Linked DNA regions of Mus musculus: region 2 is linked to region 1. Evidence: chromatin contacts called from ENCODE Hi-C or POLR2A ChIA-PET data. All regions are on one chromosome and are shown on one strand. Each heading gives the region's core, a stretch centred on a gene start or an enhancer-like site at or near the end of the contact. The rest is flanking DNA. Distances are from core to core; before and after follow the strand shown. Region 1 overlaps Reep3 (receptor accessory protein 3). Region 2 holds the start of Reep3 (receptor accessory protein 3).

What was found. Hi-C counts contacts between places; a loop is a spot of excess contacts on that map. ChIA-PET counts read pairs that join two places held with the same protein, here RNA polymerase II (POLR2A).
Region 2: a loop to region 1 is called in a map of heart, with 3 times the contacts of the local background. The contact joins the promoter of Reep3 here to the enhancer-like site in region 1. A Hi-C loop is called at or near these places in 9 of 37 maps with a recorded cell type or tissue (gastrocnemius, heart and left cerebral cortex). POLR2A ChIA-PET finds 5 or more read pairs at or near these places in 4 of 5 experiments (all embryonic stem cell).

What each region holds. Positions count from the first base shown.
Region 1 is chr10:67,052,792-67,060,649 of GRCm38, forward strand. The region is part of intron 2 of Reep3 (receptor accessory protein 3); the gene reads right to left. Among named protein-coding and RNA genes, the nearest start is that of Reep3, 40 kb to the right of the region's middle. Within about 2 kb of position 3,803, at least 3 of the 3 ENCODE cell types and tissues checked have a DNase peak (open chromatin) inside an H3K27ac peak, as active enhancers do; they include gastrocnemius, heart and left cerebral cortex, where a contact is called at or near this core.
Region 2 is chr10:67,092,560-67,100,417 of GRCm38, forward strand. It overlaps Reep3 (receptor accessory protein 3), which reads right to left and starts at 4,429. Exons shown (of 8, transcript NM_178606.5): 1 at 4,231-4,429. The coding sequence starts at 4,262. It also overlaps a transcript of Jmjd1c not described here.

The sequences.
Region 1 (7,858 bases), core at 2,553-5,052:
TGCCATCGATGAGATATAGGCACACACCATACATCTGGGGAGTGCTGTTGTTTTATTACGCTTGTGCAAGTGAATAGCTCTTAGGAATACTAATTCCCTGGATTTTATTCTTTTGCTTTATTGTTTAATTTATTCTACTTCCCTTGCAGAGCAAGCTCACTAGATATCACAGGCTTTCTTCAAATTCCTGACCCTCCTGCTCTGGCCTCCGGAGTGTGGGAATTACAGATGTGCACCACGAGGCATAGCTTCAAAGGCACAGGCACACACACACACACACACACACACACACACATTATATATAAAAACTTTGGTAGTCAATATTTCATTTTTCTTTTTTTTTTAAGTGCTTCAAAGCTATCAACCAAAAATTAGAAACTGTGCTGTTTATTACCATTTCAGATTTGTAATCAGTTGACTGCACACTTGTATTCTTTCTCAGAGTCTGATCTGTTTTCTTCTGGTGGGGAGGGTATGGGTTCTGAACAGAGCTGGTGGGGGCCAGGAAGGCTGAACACTGGCTGCCTTAGAATATATTTCTCCCTGAAGTAAGGGTGGAGGCAGCTGGGTGGTTTTTTTTTCTTTTCTTTTCTTTTTTTTTTTTTGGTAGTTGGAGCTTTTGTGATTTTAAACTATTCCATCACTAGGGATTAGGGTGGAGGTGGCTAGGACTCTCTCCAACTTCTTAGTAACATTTCCTTTAATGGAAACGACCGACCGTTTCTGTCTCTGCTTTTAAGTCCATTGACACCGACACTACAGTTGGTAATGAAGTGTCCTGCCCCCCTTCCCCCGTAGGAGTGGAAGTCTGGCCCAGCCTCTAGGTGTACTGTGACTGCAAGGACTTCTCCATCGCTGTTTCCCAAGCACTTTCACTGGGAGCCAGACAAGGCTGCAGCTCCAGGAGCGTGGGAAAGCTCAATTTACTTCACAAAGGCCAAGAGTTTCACTAATTGGCATTCTAAATCTGTAGGAGAAACTATCTTGGGTCCTCTGCTGAGAGCAGTTACTGTTCTTAACCTCCAAGCCAACTCTCCGGCTCTAGTTACAGAATCTGCTTCACGCTTAGTTGCTTAGGTTGTAGCTGTGGCAATGACCCCACAGCGGTCGTGAAATTGTTTTTAGAAAGCTTGTGCATAAGACGTTTGATTATGACAATACCAATGATGTCAACAACATATATATACATATATATATATATATATATATATATATATATGTATGTATATATATATTTATGTAAACATATCTACCTATCTATATATTGACATGGCCTATGCGTAAGTACATCTGACATATCGAAATCAGGTTTGTAAATAACTTTCACATAATTCAAATAGATTTAATTCACTGAAGGATAAAAGGCTGTCCCACATTTATTGACACTGACTTAATAATTGATAAAGTAGGGCAATGGTAGTGTACCCCTTTAGTCCCAGCACTAGGGAGGTAGAGGCAGGAAGATCTCTGTGAGCTTGAGGCCAGCCTGATCTACAGAGTGGGTTCTAGGACAGCCAGGGCTACATGGAGAAACCCTGCCTGGAAAAACAGAATAAACCAACCAAACCAAACCAACCAGCCAAATAAACAAACAAAAAAATGGACTGCGGTGTGGGCTCAGTGGCAGAGTTCTTGTCTAGCATGTTTGAGTCCATGGGTTTGAGCCTCAGCCATGCAAAAGTAATACAAATAGGCAAGCAAACAAAAACCTAGCTTCGTATGCTTGTGGTTATGCCCATGTTTAGTCCTATACAGCGAGACTCATATCAAAAGCAAAACAAAACAACCCAAAACCAAGACTTAAAACTAAAGATATTCATTCTAGCAGCTAATACTCAATTTAAAAATAATTTTTAAGAGCTGAAAAAGTAGCATGTGTTGCTTTAGACCCATTTTCTATCAAATCAGACTTAATACGTGAATGCTAATTATGTGACTTATTTGATACTACAGAAGAGTGGTTCTCAGCCTTCCTAATGCTGAGACACTTTAATACAGTCCCTCATGTTGTGGTGACTCCACAACCATACAATTATTTTCATTGCTACTTCATAACTGTAATCTTGCTACTGTTATGAACCACACTGTAAATATCTGACAGGCAGGATACCTGATATGTGACCCTTGTGAAAGGGTCTTGACCCAGAGGTTGGGAACCAATGTCATAGTATTTGGAGGCAGAGTAATAGAATAATTCACCAACAACACTATCACCAAGCCAATTTGAAAATCTGGGTATAGATGTTAGAATATACATGTTTCACAGGGATGCCTCTGAAAAATCTTATTAAAACAATGAAATTATTTACTCTGTGTGTGTTTGTGTGTGTGTGCATGTACATGCTAGTGTCCTTGTGGAAGGTAGAGAGAGCTGGGGGGAGCTGGCGTTCTCCTTCCATAAAGTGGGTCCCAGAAAGAGAGAGAACCCAGGGCACAGTGGTTGAGTGTCTTTTCAAGGTGAACCTCTTGTAACAACCTATTGTCTAAACGTAAGAACTAAACATAGATCAGGCTGTGCCTGGTGGTACATGCCTATTGTTTCTGCTACTTGGGAGATTAAGGCAGGAGGATCAGAGTTTGAGGCTAGCCTGGACAACATTTTAGGGGATCACGCTTCCCCTCCTTGCCAAAAGTGTCCAATCAGAATGTAAACAAACAGATAAGCATGTGGCTGATAAAAACTAATTTTCTTAAAAAAAAAAGCTCACCTTAATCAGTAAACTTTAAAAAAAAGATTAATTAATTTATTTTATGTATATGAGTACACTGTCTCTGTCTTCAGACACACCAGAAGAAGACTTCAGATCCCATTACAGATGGTTGTGAGCCACCATGTTGTTGCTGGGAATTGAACTCAGGACTCCTAGAAGAACCACCACTGCTCTTAACCACGGAGCCATCTCTCCAGCCCCATCAATAAACTTTCCATACTGAAATCTTTGAACCAAATGACGTATCACTATAGTTGTTGTTATATTGAGTGTTATGTTCAAATCCAGAGCTTTGTCCACACCAGGAAGACATTCTAACAATATGCTCGCTACATCCTTTCCCTGGGACGAACGTTTGGATTCCCGTCATGAGGTACCCAGAACACTTGTGTAGGTCAGTGGAAATCCGTGCTTCCTTTACCAGGCAGAGGGTGCTGGGAAGGAGTAACACAGCTCTTTAGTATGATTCTCCCTTTAGCCCCCACCCTCAAACTACAGACAGCTTCTGCTGTCACTGAATGACAGGCACTCTAGAGCGAGGCCCTGGTCCCTATGCTCATTCCTATCACCCCCACAGTCAGTGAAAAATGAGGTCACGTTGGAAACTCAACAGAGGACTAGAGTCATTGCTGGGCCTTTTAATAAGTCATCTCCCAAAGGCCTGTCCCTCCTTTGTTCCTTGTTCACAGTAAATCTCAGGCCCAAATGTCTGATTTTAACTTTCAAGTACTGTTTAGCCCGTCTTTCCTTGCTGCACTCTCCAGTATTCTTAGAATAAGAAAACCGGTTTCCTAGAAAAGCTACAGCAATTACACACGACTTGGAAGTAAACACTCTCATATTTTGGAATCTTTAAGATGTATGAGCCTGGAAAACTTTGCAAAAACCCTATTAAATCTCCAGTAAGCTTGCATTTCAATTACTGCAAGGCTGTGAGCATCTAAGTAGGCCATATCAGCCACACCATACAGGAAATTATATCCCAGGAAAGCTCAGCTTTAAAAATAGGCAAAGGAAGAAAGGAACGCTGCCAAAACACACAGAGCTCTCCCGTTTGTTTTGATTTGCACACGGCATCTGTTTTATCAGGTGCAACCTGCCGTTTGCAGGCTTTGGGGGAGTGGTAGTAGTTAGGGTGGGAAGAAGTAAATGAGTCCAAAATGTTTGCTTTCAGAACGTGCTTTTGAAGTAGATATCAGCAGAATTTAGGTCAGGACTAACTATCACAAAGACGCTGGGTTTGGGGATAAGCGTTGAGAATGGGCTTGTACGTGCCCTAACCCGGCAGAATTCAAGCTGAGGAAACAGATCGGTCCTCCAGGAACACATACAGGCTCTTGCAATGCACAGAATGTAGCATTCTGCAAGCACCGAGAAGCCAGCTTTTCTGTCTTACAAGTTCATTTATTCAAAGTTCTGACTAATTACTTTATACCAACTATGTTCTAGGTATCGAATAGTACAATTAAAGTAGCCAAACCCTTCCTATGGTAGGAGACAGACATTAAGGGATACAGTACCGGGCAGCATAAAGAGATATTGAGATCAGAACACAGACATGCAAAGAGGTTTACTACTGCTAAGAAACTTCCACAGGAAAAAAAATAAAGTGAGTCTACAGATCTGCCAAACATGGCAGGACCAGTTTAAACAGGATGGCTCTATTTGGTGAAATTTAGGTGAACACAAGAACACTGTATTAATGTCCTGCTCTCAGAGAAAATAAGGGCTATTAAGATTTTTTTTTCTCTTCCAATTTTTTACAGGACTTTCAAATACTTTCTAATTTTTTTTTTTTTTTTTTTTGACTCAGGGTTGCTCTGTGTAGCCCTGGCTGTCCTAGAACTGTCTCTGTAGACCTGGCTGGCCTCCAACTCAGAGATCTGCCTGCCTCTGCCTCCTGAGCATTGGGATTAAGCCAGGGCCAGCCCTATGGAAATTTTTGGTTGTGAGCCTAGCCTTTAATGGGTGAGCCATCTCTCCAGCCCCTATCAAAAATTTTTAACCTCTCAGTTCACAGTTGATCTGAGAGCTTAGAGGTCCTGCCTCAATGCCTTGCTAAAAAATAGCCAAATCACTGTGGCCCCCAAAGTGTAAATTAATCCCAAGAATGGTCACTGGCCGGTAATGAAAGCTGCCCCAATTTTTATGTGGAGTTAGAATGTCACCTATGTTAAAAAAAATTTAGATATTTATTTCCATTATTTTATGTGTACGAATGTTTTGTCTGATGTGTACTGTATGCCTGCCTGGTGCTCTTGGAGTTCAGCAGTAGTTACTGAATCGCCTGGAATGGAATCAGGGATGTGAGCTACTGACAGAATCTAGGTCGTGTGCCATCTCATGTGACTTCTCTCCTGTTCCATCACCTTTGCTTTTAAAAACAGGAGCACTGTTGGGGCTGGGCATGGTGTGCACTCCCTTTCATCCCAGTACCTGGGACACAGAGGCAGGCGGAGCTCTATGAGTTCAAGGCCAGTCAGGTGCACACAGAAAGTTCTAGGGCAGCCAGAGCTACACAGAGCTCCCTGTCTCAACAACAACAACAACAACAACAACAACAACAACAACAACGGCAGCACGGTAGAGCAGAGTGATTAGAAACCCAGGAGTTCTGGTGTGGACTCATGCTGTCCTACAAGGTCCTCCAGGGTGAATGGACAGCAAACACGAGTCTGGCTGGATATTATTGGGGTTGGTAGAATGCTGCCTCCTTTCCTGGGAATAGATCCCTGTTTTAATTCCTACAAAATTTAAGTATATTAGGCTATATGAGAAAGAGAAAATAAGGCGGCAGATGGAATTAAGGCCAAGGATCAGACAACCTTGGGGGGTGTGGGGTGGGCCCAGTCGTTCATGAAGGACCATACAAGAGGAAGGAGGAGGCAGAAGGCTAAAAGCCCAGTGCTGGCGGCATCCAAAGATCTCAGCCCCGAGCTCTTGGCTGCAAAGACACAGGGACTGAGCCTCAAGCCAAGGAATGTGGGCAGCTTCCAGCTCTGAACGACAGATCTTCCACGGGAACCAGAGCCTTGGGAGGGAACACAGCCAAGTGGACCCATTCTACATTTCTGAACTCTAGGGATGTCTGGGATTAAATATTTTGTGGCTTTCCATCTAGAGTAGTGTGGTGGCTGGGACGAGCAGCAGCTCGACATGGTGATATGCAGAAGTGCTCTGAAATTTGTGGGGAGTAATTAAGCACTCATCCCTCATTCCAGGGGATGCACACACTGCACCTCAAGCTTGGTTTCTCAGAGTCTTGCTGTTAGACGAGTGAGTGACGGAGGTCTTCAATGATGTATTCTATTCCTTCCTGGTTTTGTTGTGCCAGGAAGCATTCGTGAACCCCAAAAGACCACTAAGCAGCCGTTTTCCATGTAAGAACATTAGGGTCTCTTTATTACAAGCTTGGGCTCTCTTCCAACCCAACCCCGACACAGCAGGATGGGAAGGGAAAGTGGAGCAGCCTCAACCCTCAGCAGGACAAGGTTTTATAGGAAATGGAAGTAAGGGAGGGGGGTGTCTATCCTGGCAAGTACCTAACTGAATGTCTACTGTAAGTCGACAGGGGGGTGCTCTGAGGTAAGACAATCACAAACAGTCTGAAAGTGCATCTGAAACAATCAGATTAATCTTTGATTAACTGTTGTTGGAAGTAGCTAGGGAGGAACTCAGACAGTGGACTAGCTGAGCTGTGGTATGTGGGTGTAGCTTGGGTTCTATTGCAGGTCAAAAATCTCAGTTTTTTTTTTTTTTTTTTCCTTTATGATAGAGGCCGGTCCCAAGATGGAGTAGGTTTGGCCTCCCAGTTCAGTACCTGTTCACTTTTATCACTCACTGTATTTTCAAAACAGGAGTTTTGAATTTAATGGATTCTCTTATGCAGGCTAAGTTATTTTTAGCACATGAGGGAGAATTAAAATTTCAGAAGCATGTTATCTCTAATTGTCTTACATGTTCAAATAACCCAATAATAAATATCTGAGTGTGTTATTAAGGGAATAAAGCAGATGAAGTTACATTTTCAAGTGGAGCTGAGTGTGGGGACACATGCCTTTGATCTTAGAACTTGGAATAGAGAGACAGGAGGATCAGGTGTTTAAGGCCAGCCTCAGCTCGCTACTTAGTGAGTTAGAGGCCAGTATAGGCTACTTGAAACCATGTTTCTAAAAGAAAGGAAAGGAAAAGAAGAGAAAAGGATAACACAAAAAACCTGATGCATAGTGAAAGTGGAGTAATCATTGTTTTATAATTAGATCAACCTCTAAATATACATTTTTTTAGTATTCATTTATACGTATAGGTAATTTATTTATGCTTCCCTAATACTTTTATATTCTTATTGCTGTCCATTTAGCTTGCTCTTTGGTCTACCTATCTACCTACCCTCCTATCTGCTTACCTATTTGTCTTTATCTATCTATCTATCTATCTATCTATCTATCTATCTATCTATCTATCTATTATATATGTATCTATTATGTATGTGTGTATGTATCTGTATGTATGTATCTATTATGTTTGTATATATCTGTATGTATGTATCTATGTATCTATCTGCCTGTCTAGTATGTATGTATGTATGCATGTATGTATCTACCCATCTATGTATATATGTATCTATGTATCTATCTACATACTATCTATCTCCCTATCTACCTACTTACTTATCCATCCATCCATCTGCGATACTGAGTCTGTGTCTATCTACCCACCTACCTATCTGCTTGCTCGTCTCCTTGTCAATCTACCTGGGACAGGGCATCTATCTATCTGTCTGTCTACCTATCTATTTTCTATTTGAGACACATAGAGTCTCTTCATTCTGTAGTCCAGGCTAACCTCAAGTCTTCAGTGATTCTCCTGCCTCATCTTCCAGAGTGCTAGGACTGCAGGCCTGGGCTTCTACAACGGGCCCTGGAATGCTTTAGGTGAGACGAGCCCATAGCTGAAAGATAGACCACCCAGTTCTTCAACCGTACAGTTAGCTAGAATCAGAGAAAGATCCCGCTGAGTACACACTATAAAGGAGCTTCCATTTATTAAGGTCTGGCCAGTAGTATACCCCATGGCTCATAGTCTCATGGCACTTTATAGATGAGGGGTTATTCATACATTTTTGCTATTGGAAAGAGGATTCCAAG
Region 2 (7,858 bases), core at 3,179-5,678, 40 kb after region 1:
AATTAATAAGTAAATATTAGGGCAATTATTCAACCTCGATAATAAGATATGAAATACAAAAGAAAAAAGACCTGTCATACATTACTAGGAAACAAAACACCAGTATAAGACTGTCAGGTTGCTCATTTATTTGTTTGTTTGTTTGTTTATGTTTTCCAAGACAGGGTTTCTCTGTGTAGCTGTGGGTGTCCTGGAACTCACTCTGACCAGGCTAGCTTTGAACTCACAAGGAGGCCTCTACCTCTTGAGTGCTGGGATTAAAGGCATGTGCTGCTACTGTCAGGCGGCCAGGCTGCATCTTGATAAAGTTCTTGTGCTTTGTTGATGTAACAGAAGACATGAATAACTTTTTGGTAAATAATTTTGCAGTTTTAGGCCAAGGATCATGAAAACATAAAGTTTCACTCAGAAATATTCCTCATGTACTTTTCCTAAGGAATTCCTCAAGGCAAGTCTGTGAAGGATGCTGTGGTGGTTTGAATATGCTTGGCCCAGAGAGTCATACTTTTAGGATGTGTGACCTTGTTGGAAGAAGTGTGTCTCTGTGAGGTGGGATTTTCTGAGATTTCCTTTGTTGTTGATTCTCTTTACCTTAGACTTAGTCTCAGGCAGACTCTTCAGACAAAGGCAAAAAGCAGCCACATTTTTTCAGCAAAATACCACAGGATGAACCTCTAGGTCAGAGGTCCAATCCATTATCATCAAGGCTGGATGCGTGACAGTATGCAGGCAGGCATGGTATATGGTTAGCTGAGAGTTCTACATCTTGTTCTGAAGGCCACAGGAAGATGAATGACTACCGGAAACTAGGAGGAGAACCTCAGAGCCCACCCCCACAGTGACATACTTCCTCCAACAAGGCCACAACTACTAATAGTGCTACTCCCTGGGTCAAGCTTAATTCAAAGCACCACAGATGCCCACTGCAGAATTGCACCTGTATTAATTATAGCATTCCTTATAAAATATTATGGTATACAACTTTTGTATATATAACTTTGATATCTAAACACAGGCTCAGAGGGGGGGACAAAAGAAAATGAAATATAGTCTAAAATTTAATATGTAGGTATTTGGCTAGTCCGTGCTTCTTTGTTCTGAAAGCAGCTACTGGCACTTATGGAATAATTACTACCCACTAGATGCTGCATGTGGACATTATATATGAGAATGTGCCTTATCTTATGGGGCGAGTCACAGTGGTAGAACTGATATTTAAATTCAGACCAGCTGGTTCGAGTTTTGATTTGTGTACAATGCTATAACACAGAAGCTACGAAAAGTTAGGGAAAGATGTGTTTGTGTGTGGGCTTTCCTCAATCTGTGAGCAGTGCCTTCAGAATATGAGGTACGGGCAGTGTATATGAATTTAGTATTATGAGGTATGCTCACGTTACCATTCCTTAAAATTTGCTCACCTGGAGAACTAGTTCAGAGGTTAATAGCACTTACTTCTGCCAAGGACCCAGGTTTTGGTTCCAGGATTCAAATGGCAGCTCACAACTGCTTGTATCTCCTGTTTCATGGGATCTGACATTACATTCTGACCTCTTAGGGTTTCTGCAGAAGCGTGGTACACATACATATACTCAGGCACACCCAGGTACAGGCAGACACCCCCCCCCCCCCCACGCTCACACACGGAATCCATTAAAAACCACTCATTTATTGGTCTTGTGAGCTTTAAGTAAGTTGATGTTGTGACAATCAATTGAAGATGAGGAGACGCTGCTTGCTTGTCAAGCCTAAGTCCCTATGCTCACCCAATCCCGTGGTGGAAGGAACAAACTGACTCCCACAGGTTGTCCTCTGTCACATTACCCCAAGGCCACCCAAAACGATAAATTAAAAAAAAAAAAGGCAACTTAAGCTCAGGTGGGCTCAGTACAGTCAGAGGGGCTACACAGCTACTAAGTGGAGTCTGAGTCTGAGTCTAATGTATCATTCTTGTCCTCAGAGTTATGCTTCAAGGTCTGCAAAGAATTGCTCCTTAATCTTGGGAGTTCAGGTTTAGATAGGGTCCCTTGTCCTTGATGGTACCTCCAAAGGCTCGGGCTGAGGAAACTGTCTGACCTTGTTTAGGCCCAGCTGGGCATTTCAGTAGGTGAAGAAGGAGATACACAAACAAATTCTATTTCACAGTGCGGAGCAAGTATCTAGGTTTGTGTAGCTATTAGGACAGCTTTTACATTTAGAGATAACCCAAGCGCAGATGGAAACACACACACAGATGTTCCTCGACAAATGTGCTGGACCCGAAGTTCACGAAACACATTTCTTGACTCCTGATTAATACATGTTTTAATGACCTTTAAAAAAAAAAGTCACATTTGCATGCTTCCCCTTCACCCCAGACCTTCAACTCCACAGGCTGACCGAGCAGGAGCGCATCCTTCCTTCAGTACTGGACTCAGTGTTTCTGGGATTATAAAAGTCTTCATAAAACAATGGCCTCTCTTTCTCTTCCTGCTTTTCTGGCTCTCACTCTGTAATCTACCCCAGCTCTGGTTTACACCAGTCCACCTATCAGAAATCTTTTCCTTCTTCCTCTTTGGCGGTCTAGATCGGGTTCATTCCTCAAGGTCTATTATGAACGTAATCTCTTTTGCCTTCTTTGATGACGCTCCAACCACAGATAATTTCTTCCTTGTCTAACACTGGGTATTACACCAGGTATAACCCTCATAAGACCTGACATTCTGACCTGTACAGTAGATATCTGTGGATGTGAAATGTGTGTCCCATTAAGATCTCCTACGTGGTACTGACCTTTGTATTGGAGGTAGCGTAGCACTAAACATACTTCCTTTCACCAATTAAAAAAATAAAAATCTTATTTGATGAATGCAAACTCAAGGTGTTCCATAATTTTCCATCATTGAAAATGGTCTAAGAGATCAAAAGACAAACCCAGTTTTTTTAATGGGGCATTTAATTTGAGGGGCTAGGCCAAAATAGTGGAGGGACTTCTGGTAGGTTAAGAAAGTATGCCTGGATTATGTGGAAACCCGAAGACTGCCTTGGAAGAGGCAAAACATAATTTGAAGGCACCCGTGGCATAACTTTATTTATTTGTGGCTTTAAGATGAATACAAGAAGTTCAGAGGCTTTAAAGGACATTTTATGAAAGAGCAAATTTTGAATGCATTGCAAACTAGGTTACCTAGCTCACTTCCAAACGAAATAAAAGCAAGTTAAAAAAAAATTAGCTCCTTCTCCGTAGTGAAAATAATAATGCCCAAGTAATGTCATTTTCTCCCTTCAAATTATAAGCTAATCAGCGAGGCCTGTTAACCTCATATAAACATTTCATTAAGGTACTCAGATGACACTACTGCTACATGAATAATGAATTCCCGCCCCCAGGCTTTACCTAATTTATGGCCCTTTATTTGGTGACTTTGCTTTAGAGCGCACAGGGTAAGGTGAAAGATGGGAAGAGAACCGGTTTAACTTGTATTCAAATACCTTTGCAGATTAAACAACACATCTCAACTTTTCCCCCCTCCTCTCCCCATCCGCAGCTCTCGTTTGTATCACAATCAGTGAACTGAGGAGATGACCCGAACAAAGGGGACTGGCACCTGCGCCTTCTCCATTGCAAACATTTCTTCCCACCCACGGCCCTCCACGGTCAGCGTTTGCCCGACCTTTCTAGCGCAGGCTCTTTCCCAGGTCACCTCGGGACCCCTGAGCAAGACTCTGCAGCCCGGGCTCTGACACCGATCTCTCCTCCTCCTACACGTGACCAAGCGGCGTGCGCCGCGGACAGACACCGCAACGCGGTAGACCTGGTGACAAAGGCTCGGGCGCATCCGGAGTCCCGCCGGCCTCCCGCGCTCAGCGTCGGCGGAGCCTGCGCAGGGCGGTGCCGCGCAGCGCGGGCCGCGGGAGCGGGAGCCGCAGCCGGGAGCGCGCCGCGGAGCCGAGCAGAGCCCGCCGCGCGCAGCGCCGGGCAGCGGAGGAGCCGAGGAGCGGAGCAGCGCCTGCCGCGTAGCCGAGGAGCGGAGGGGAGGCCGAGGAGAAGCCGAGCAGAGCCCGCCGCGCGCCGGGGAGCGGCTCCACGGAGCAGAGCCCACCGCCTGCCAGTCCGTTCGCCCGCGCCCTGCTGCTCCCAACGCCGCCGCCGCCCCGGAGCCCCGCAGCGACTGGGACACGGGTGAGCAGGCCGCGGCCCGTGAGCTTGGCTCCGGCAACCGGGCCCCAAGCGTCTTCCCCGCCCGTACTTACACCACGGCTCGGGAGATCATCCAGGACACCATCTTTTCGGCCGATGGGCCGCTGACCGCAGGCCGCGCGCTCCCCGCTCGCGCTCCCCGGGGCCGCGCTGGCGCCCTCGGGAGCCGGCCCGGTGTGTGCGCGCGGTGCCCGGAGCCGCCCGGAGCCCGGTCCCCCGCCCGTCCGCCCCCGCCCGCGGCCCCGCCGGCCCTGCCGGCCCCGCCCCTGCGCTCCGCTGATAGGCGGCGGCTCCGGGACCCCGCGGGCGCTGCGCTCCACCGAGCTGCGCGGTCACCTCGCTTCCCCGGGCCGGGGGACTCCGGGCGGGCGGTGAGAGCGCGTGGGAGCCGAGGCCGGGGGCGGGGGAAGCCGGGATTGTGAAGTGTCTGGCTAGGTGCGGCTCCGGTGCTCACCGAGGCTCGGCAGCCAGGGCCTACCACAGGCCTGGGTTGGCACGGCGAGGCTCGTGGTGCAATGCAGGGGCCAAGGGAGAGCGTCGGGGGTCACGTTTGGAGTGATGGGTTTGCAGGGATGGCGAGGCTGTTCTGGGCCCCTTGGGGCACCTTTTCCATCAGCGTCAGCCAACTCCTGTCTGTCTTGCCTGCCCCACAGCCTAAAACGTGGACCCAGGATTTCCGACCCGTGGTGCTGTTTACAAGTGTCCTTATTTTTTTTTTCCGTCACGCGCGCGCGCGTGTGTGTTACCTCTTAACACTGTCCAAAATTTTAAGCTGACCTTTTAAGTTACTGTAGGTGTTTTTTTTTCTTGGTCCCCTGGTGGAAGCAATAGTAAAAGTTCTCTAAGCTAGAAAGAATAATGTCTGTAATGTGGTGTTTGGAGCCTTTAATTAAAGTCCTAGAAAATATGATGGCTCATTTTGGGACGTACTGTAATTTAATCTTTTTGTTCCCCAGTTTCCCCATAATAAAAAGAGGCTAATAATACTCTTGCTTACCTCCTGCTTTTCAAGGATGATGTAAGGTATTGCTAATTAATGTGTTTAGGAAGGAGTCGGATTTGCCTGGGATGGTATCAAGGGACAGGGATAGGTTACCATGAGTGCCTTGTAGTTCATGAGGCCTATAAATTAAGAAGAATTTTGGCCATGAAAGAAAGCAGCAGGGGAGGGATGGTGGTGAGCTCTTGTGATCCCAGCACTGTGGAGGAGGTGGAGGCCTGCGGGGTTTCCTTCCACAGAACCAGGAAGAGAAGTCCTCCGCTGCTTTCTGCTCTTCCGTTCCTTTTTTTTTTTTTTTTTTTGCTTATTTACATTAAGAATGTGTGTTTTTATTTCAGGGGCTGCGGTGATTGCGTTTGTCCTGGTTTATTTAGTTTGACCATTGTTCAGCGTTACTGGGGAGATGTGCTTGCCCTCTAAGCAGCAGTTTTTCTGGCACATACCTTCCTTGTCCTTTCATGTCCTTCCATGGGCAGAGCGGTCTTGTAATGTCTTTATTTACAGCCTTTCGTTCCTCATCCTTAACATATCTTTCCCCTCCTCTCTTTCCTGAGCTAAGGTGTGTTTTCGTGCCCTTGACTGAATTGCATCTTTTTCTTGGATGCTTTATTTCCCATTCTCTACCTTTCTGACCTCTTAAATCCCCCCCCCCCAATTCCCTGCCCCCCACCCTCCCTCATAATTTATCCCTTAAGTTTCTGGACTCCTTTCACCCCTCCGCATTTAGTCTCTTCTGCCTGTTTTGCAGAGGTGATGGCTCTTGTTATTGTTTGCAGGACACAGCCCCCTTGTTCCTATTTCAAAAAGCCACGGGTTGTAAACCACCTACCTACCCTGGGTTGCTACAGTGTTGTTGAGTCATCCTGCCGCCCCAGACAGCCCTGGAGTGTTGATTCTCCTTGGTACCATGGAAACGGAGGTTTAGAGAACTTAACTCTGTAGCCAGTGATCCCCATGGTTCATAGGTAATGGAGCTGAACTCCAGTACTTTTGAGTCATACCTGAGTTGGGTGTGAGTTGGTTAGTCCAGGGGGAAAATTAAAAATTAGCAAGCTGCTTTTCTTCGTTGTTGTGACTGGCATTAACCACTAGCAAGCAGGTGGGGATGGGTCTGGGGATGCTGCACTCTGTGCTGTGTGGGGGACATCCTGAACAAAGACTGTTCCTGTGTCCTTCCTGGTTTAGGAAGATCATGCTTGTCATTCCTGTGATATTTGTCATCGTCAGAGCCTGAAATTTCCACTTTATAAAGTCACAGTTTTAACCGTGACTGAAGTTTCTTGTCTCTGTCTCTGCACACTCCTGTTGTGTAAACGAGAAGGGAAGGTTGTGTTCACCACTTGATTAGACGTTTTTGATAGTTGTGTCACATGGAGTCCTCAGCAGGTTTGCAAGGCAGTCACGTCCAGTTCCTAATCATTTTGTCCCAGCATCCATATGCTGACGGGCCTTTGTGTAACTTATTTTTATTTCCCCTTTCCACTTTACTGGTTTATCTAGATAGATGGATTTGTTTGGAGTTGCCTGTACAAGGGGGTTGCTCGGTGCGTCTCATTATGGCAGCGTGTTAACCGGAGGGCCACTCGGAAACTGATACGGCTGAGAACTATTGACCTACATAAGAGTCGGTCAATCCTAGGAGGAGCCTCTTGTGGAAAGCGCCCAGCTTTTAGAGGTGGCTGCTTGCTGTTTGTTACTGGACCTCAGATACTTGAGATCTGCTAATTGATGGCTATTAGATATATGCTTCAGTGTGTAAGATGATGCTATAGCCTTATGTGAGAAAAGGGAATACGGTATCTTCTGCTCAGCAGTGTGTGTGTGTGTGTGTGTGTGTGTGTGTGTGTGTGTGCACGCACGCGCACACAGTTGCCTGTGCTCCTTGCACCAAATGAAGGCCAGAGGGTGTCAGGCATATCCTATCCTCTGCTGCTCTGCCTTATTCCTTGGAGGTAGGGTTACTCTGACCTTGGAGAATTCATGTTTTCAGCTAGGCTGGTACCCTGCAAACCCAACTAACTCTCCCGACTCTGCCCCTCACCCCACACACTGGGGTTATTATAAGAACAGGGGCTGGAGAGATGGCTCAGCAGTTAAGAGCACTGACTGTTCTTCCAAAGGTCCTGAATTCAAATCCCAGCCACCACATGGTGGTTCATAACCATCTGTAATGAGATCTGACACCCTCTTCTGGACTGTCTGAAGACAGCTACAGTGTACTTACATATAATAAATAAATCTTTAAAAAAAAAAAAGAACATGGATAACCAAGTCCAGCTTATGGGGCTGGGCAGTGATGTGGGTGGGGTGGGGTTGCTGGGGTTGGAACTCTGGCCTTCATGGTTGAGCAGCAATCACCTTTAACCACTGAGCCTACTCGAGTAGCTTTTATAATGTGGCCTTACTTGGCATGCTTCCTCTCATTCCACATAGAAGCTAGGGAAATATTTAAAGCTTTGTTTGTTTATACATTTCATCAGTGTTTGTATGCTGTGTGTGCAGTGCATCCTTCATGGTGCTGTGCCAGGACCACTGTGGATATTGAGCTCAGCCTTGGTGGGAAGCAGTGTAGGTAGGCTGGAGGACGTTTTCTCTGGAGACCTCTTGCTCTTCCTCGTAATGAGATGAATGGTGAGTCACTGCTAGTTTTGTTTTGAATGACTATGTTAATGGGTGGTGAT